2 separate regions of the Homo sapiens genome follow, and region 1 is linked to region 2. Evidence: chromatin loops called from intact Hi-C (ENCODE). Cell type or tissue: Calu3. All regions are shown on one strand. Links, peaks and the distances in the headings refer to the core of each region. The heading gives the core; the rest is flanking DNA.

Evidence for each region. Peaks named below come from ENCODE experiments on the same cell type or tissue, not always from the same donor. Only the 100,000 strongest peaks of a DNase experiment are listed, where the experiment ranks them.
Region 1: it touches region 2 in a loop (6-fold over the local background); 2 of 110 quality-filtered maps call a loop at or near these places.

What each region holds. Positions count from the first base shown.
Region 1 is chr2:55,884,149-55,887,075 of GRCh38, forward strand. The region is part of intron 5 of EFEMP1 (EGF containing fibulin extracellular matrix protein 1); the gene reads right to left. Among named protein-coding and RNA genes, the nearest start is that of EFEMP1, 38 kb to the right of the region's middle. In Calu3, for the core only: no CTCF peak of the experiment used is centred there; a DNase peak (open chromatin) is centred at 1,743.
Region 2 is chr2:55,770,445-55,773,371 of GRCh38, forward strand. LOC107985811 (a long non-coding RNA gene) reads left to right here. Exons shown (of 3, transcript XR_001739192.2): 3 at 2,410-2,927. Among named protein-coding and RNA genes, the nearest start is that of PNPT1, 78 kb to the left of the region's middle. In Calu3, for the core only: a CTCF peak has its summit at 1,377; a DNase peak (open chromatin) is centred at 2,047.

The DNA.
Region 1 (2,927 bases), core at 322-2,821, 110 kb after region 2:
TTGGTGGTTTATCTAATGCTAAAGGCTATAAACAGACTGAATTTCTTTGACCTATTTTCAATTACGTTAATGTCAATTTATTAGTTTATTTAAATAACACAATATTATTTTGAAAATTATACTTTGAGATCCTGGAATTACTTATTTACACATCTATGCAAAGTCATATAAAATTATTATACATTGTTAAATTCCGTTATGTTTGGCTTTTCTACTTCTATGCATTTCCATTTGTCATAAATACCAGAAAGCTCACTATGATACAAAATTTACTAAAATGGACAATGATGTCAGAAACTCAAAGCAGAATACCCATCCCTGTGCAGATGCTCTGGAAAAGGTGGCTCTCCCAGGAGTGTTGATGACAGTCCACTGCCCTCTACTTGCTCCTGACTTCCCATAGTGCAAACACAGCCTTTTGTAGGTATCTCCATGGTGTGTAAGAAAAATCTGTTTCCTACATTTGTATGGGAGAATATCTGCATTAGCAAAAGCAATGCTTTATTTATAAGGGAAACTACTCAGGTCAGCCATGATTTTCCTGATAATCTAGGACAAATTACTATGGGGAGAAATTTTTTGTTGTTTTTGCATGATTATAATTTATCCTTGACAGTTAAGCTCACTTGGTTTTTCAGGCAGTCAGTTAATAAATTTCCTGGGACCTGGACCCAAGCTCTTTGGGTGGGGATGGGGGATCTATGTCTTATTTTCCCCCCTGTATTCCCAGTGCCTAGGATAGTGCATGAAACATGGTGGATTTTCAATAAATATTTGTGCAATAAATGGATAAATGAGTTATTACCATTTGCTGAGAATTGGTACCTAAAGTTTCAGGAAAAGTAGGATCAGTGTTTTACCTAATGGAGCTAAAAATGTATGAAGCAGAGTAACAAGGTATATCTGAGAAACACAGCAAAATCAGTAAGATGTTAGTAAAAGAAAAATGATGTTGAGCAAGTGAGTCCAGGAGTGCAGAGGCTATGAGGTATAAAGCAGATTCGCCAGAAGAGGTGGGTTCTCCACTGCATTTTGAAGAAGACGAGATACATGGGTTGCCAGGAAAAGGAAGCTGTTTCTAGGCAGAAAGCAGCTCACATTAGAAAATGCTGATAAGACAAAACTGGTTTCCATGAGAAGAATGGCAGACAGATGGCGTCAGCACAGCTGCCGGGGCTCTGTGTGAGGAGCCTGGTGCAGTGCCTGGTTGAAGAGGATCATGAAATGCTAGATCTGTCGTGAACAAAATTCAAGGCCTTAAAGGCAGGATTAGAGAGTCTGGATTGAACAACATAAGGAGTCTCTCTGAACTATGTAGACAGAGCCTAATGTTAACATTACCAAAGAACAAAATAATAGATTGTGCTTCCTAAAATACCATAACACATTTCGTCATTCTAATACATTAACAATAGCTAATGGCAATATTTGGTGATTCCCTCATTTTTCAAAAATGTGCCCACGTGCTCCCTCCTAGTGATTTATACTATTGTAGGTCCCTCTCTTGCTGACTTTGGCACCGTTAGTTGCTTTAAATAACACAGGCTAATCTTTGCTCAGCTCTTCTAGCCTCTTTATCACACCGACCCCCACGTCTAGGGAACCGCACATTTGATTTTCTCTCAAAGTTAATGGAGACAACTTTGTCCACATCTCTGTGGTGTCCATTAAGTCCCTGCTTAGGCCCTCATTCTCTATGTTTTTGGCTCCTTCCCTTCAGTCTGACTCATATTTCCCAAACCCCTGACTCATGCTGCTTTCTCTCTCTTATGCAACATTTTAATCTCTGCAATGTTCTTTCCATAATTTGATAACTTACCACAACATGGAGTCCCTTTAGCATGTTTTCATGGGCAAAAATTATCTGCACCTTGAATGGTGTTGAGTACCATTTAGACTTTTATAATTTGTGCTGCTTTTGGTTTAAGAAATAATTTAGAACTACTTTTGAATAAGCCACTGTAGACTAGTGATGAGAATGCACTAGTAATAGGACAAAGAAGACTGAAATTATTTTGAATCTGTCACTCCCTGTGTGATCTAGGGTCATGGTATCAATTTTTTCTCTTTGTTTCTCCATCTCTGAAATAGAGAGTCTATCCTCAACAATAACACACAGATTTTTAAAAGTATTCAGATTCTTCACAATATACTTTTTTTGTTTCCAGACTGTAAACCCCTGGAGTAAAATAACCGTATCTTTACTAGTTCTGTGTGGGGCACTGTGCATGCTTTGCAAATATTATTTAATGGTGCTATCCTGTGAACTCTTGTGGTTAAAGAAAAGATAGTGGTTAAATTCAAGTTGGTGATACTTCTTGATCTGTGTGGATTTAAAACCTTATTATACCTAGCTTCCTCAATCAAACTGATTTAATCTCATAAATGGAGTAAAGTAGAAAAATGGTCAAGGTAAAGGATTCATGTTTGTTAGAAGGAAGAGCTTCTTTACCATTGGCCTCCTTCCTCCCAACATTCTTAATGATTTAGATACCCACCTGCTCAAAATGATTGCTCCCAATCCTTTCTAGAGACAGGGTGATAAACTAGTTCCTACCAAAGTACTCTTTTTACTTACTCTCTGAAACTTTTTAAATAAAAGGGACTCACTGAGTGAAGGTCTTAGAGGTATTTGGAGTATTTTGTTTTTCAATATAATCCTGGAAGGTAAGAATTACTTCAGCAAGACCTGAGGGCACTGAAGTTTACTACTGTTTTACTCATCCAGTATTTGCTATTGATAATGATAACCTGAGTAATTAATATAATAAATTATGTAGATTGAAATCTGATTTAGAAAAAAGTATATAATATTTTATACAGATTCATATACAAACTTGGTAACATTCTAAAATTAATTGGTATAAAAATAGGTAAATTCTTAGCAATATAAAAAGATCTATTATTTGATTGGGAAGGCAGAATTA
Region 2 (2,927 bases), core at 234-2,733:
ACAGATATTGCTGATAACAATCTTGTCCTAAATGCATTAAAATCCAGCCATTCTATGGCACACATAATAGATCCTTTTTTCATAGTCTACTTCAGAAATAATTAGATTTGTGAGCCATTCATTCATTCATTCGTTTCATTCAAGAAATATTTTTGAACATGAGTTATGTGCAAGAAGACATTGTACTAGGCACTGAGCCACTTCAGGGCTACCTTAGAGGCTGTTTCTACTTTCCTTGTAGCTCGGATTGTGTCATCCTATTTAAAATGGCTCCTGGTGCTTTCTTCTTTTCCTTTCTTGAGGTGACAAGATTTGCACATTCTTATTTAAGTTCACAGCACAAGTAAAATTAGAAAGTCATATGTCTCACATGATTTTAGATCTGGCATTTTTTTAAGGGGATCCCAGAAGGAAGGAGCATAAATCTGTCCTTGGCCAATTTGAATTCAAAATACTTGTTTTATTAGAGGCTAACTGATGTAACAAAGCCACGGATATATAATGGCTAACACATAAAATAAGTTTATTTCTTGTTCACATACAATTCTATATGGGTTTTTCTGGTAGAGAGGTGAATCTCCTCCAAGTGATAACTGGGACACCCAGTTCCTCTCAAAGTTGTCACACATGTCCACATCAAGCAGCAGAAGGAGGAAGAGCATGGACGGTCATACATGTGAAGTTTTTATGGGCTTGACATGGAAGTGGCATACATGTTTCTAATTACATTCCTTTGGGGAGAACTCAATCACATTGTCAGAGTCTAATTGTGAGGGAGCCTGGAAAATGTACACCACCATATTCCCAGAAAAGAGGCAATCGTTTGATGAACAGCTGGCCAGTATCTGTCAAAGTGTTTATATACAACACCACACACACACACACACACACACACACGGGATCCTGTGAATTACAATATTTATTTGAAAAGAAGAGAAAGGACTGTAAAATCTTTGAGCTTATTTCACTTCTGTCTTAATACACTAACCCACTTTTAACCTACCCATTTCTTTGAATTTCACGTACTTAGAAATTTAAGTTTTTCATTTCATAAAATTAAAAAATTACATTAGCAGGTTTCTTTTGAAATCACGTTCAGACTTTTTGTCTTATAAATGAGAAATGAGGTCAGAGAGGTTAAAATAATTTGCCTAAGATCCCACGATTGATAAAGCTAAGACTTCCAGAGGTTTCTTGATTTTTTCCTTTATCTTAATTTGAAATAATATCAATAACATATGCTCAAACCGTTGTTACCTGTTTTATATTTAAACCTTACACAAAACAATTTTTTCAAATTCATTTTGTAGAAAGTCTGCTGCGAATATTTTTTTTTTCATGGCTAAAGAAGTTCTTACTATAACCTTTAGATGGCACAAGTTAGCTAATCCAAGGCTTTTTTGTAGCTACAGTAATTATAGGAGGTTAAAGAAAAGTTTATGGAAAACTGGAGCACTGAATAATAATTTAGATAAAGTAGGGATGTAATCAGCAAAATTTCCTTGCATTTAGAATCATTATTCTGAATGAGATTTTATATACAAGAGGCAAATGTTTAGAAGATTTTTCGGAGGTCCTCTAATTGTGCCAATGTCAGGAATAATTAGAAATAAATTACTCTTGGGATAGATTTTTGGGTACAAATTGGAATTGGAGAAGCTTTTCCAAAGTGGATAGAATATAAGTCTGGGAGATAGGAGGCCTCTGTTTTCCACAAGTCCCCAAATACACAGGACAAGTTCTCTCTCCGCTGGCTTATGCATGCTACTTATTGCAGCTCCTCATTTGCTAATTATTTATCTCACCTGGGTGTTCTGAAGACCTATATGACAATGACTGAAAAGCTTTTTATGTACCTCTGTAGGACAGGGCTACAGCACAATACTGTGCGCTTATTAGGGCTACAGGAATTGTTTGTAGAATTGAATTCTCCCACTTGATTTTCTTTTTCTCATTCCTGTGCCTTGGAGGAATGCGAAAAAGTAAATCCTAGGTGTTAATGAAAAATGGTATTTACCCAGTGCCTCTTATGTTGCCCCGCCCTCTTATAGATGGTGTGAGGAAATCTGCTGTTTCCTGAAATGTGGTTCGGTTCTGAAGACAATAATTAGCTAAGGAAAAAAAATCATACACAGAAGAGGCAATATAAAACCAAAACACTGAGTGATTGTATGCACAGTTAGTGCTTTTGTTGTGAGCATGAGCAAACAGTTGTCATATACACCAAAGAAAGCAAAAATGCATTGAATTGAGGAAGGAGATAGTAAGTGTTCCTTTGGTATTCACTTAGAATGTGCTCTTTGTCCTCACTGTGTCTAATTTTCAAATTTCTATGATTAATGAGTGTTGGAATCTGAATTAGAGTTTGAATATGCTAACTTCCTTTTTCCTGACAATGCCTGTTTCCAGGTTTATGTAACAATGCGAAGGAGGCAAAGCAAATCGATGGTGTTCCTTGGCTGTGCATGGTAGGTCCTTTCTTTTTTTTTTTTTTTTAATTTATTTTTTTATTGATAATTCTTGGGTGTTTCTCACAGAGGGGGATTTGGCAAGGTCATGGGACAATAGTGAAGGGAAGGTCAGCAGATAAACAAGTGAACAAAAGTCTCTGGTTTTCCTAGGCAGAGGACCCTGTGGCCTTCCACAGTGTTTGTGTCCCTGATTACTTGAGATTAGGGAGTGGTGATGACTCTTAACGAGCATGCTGCCTTCAAACATCTGTTTAACAAAGCACATCTCGCACTGCCCTTAATCCATTTAACCCTGAGTGGACACAGCACATGTTTCAGAGAGCACAGGGTTGGGGGTAAGGTCACAGATCAACAAGATCCCAAGGCAGAAGAATTTTTCTTAGCGCAGAACAAAATGAAAAGTCTCCCATGTCTACTTCTTTCTACACAGACACGGCAACCATCCGATTTCTCAAT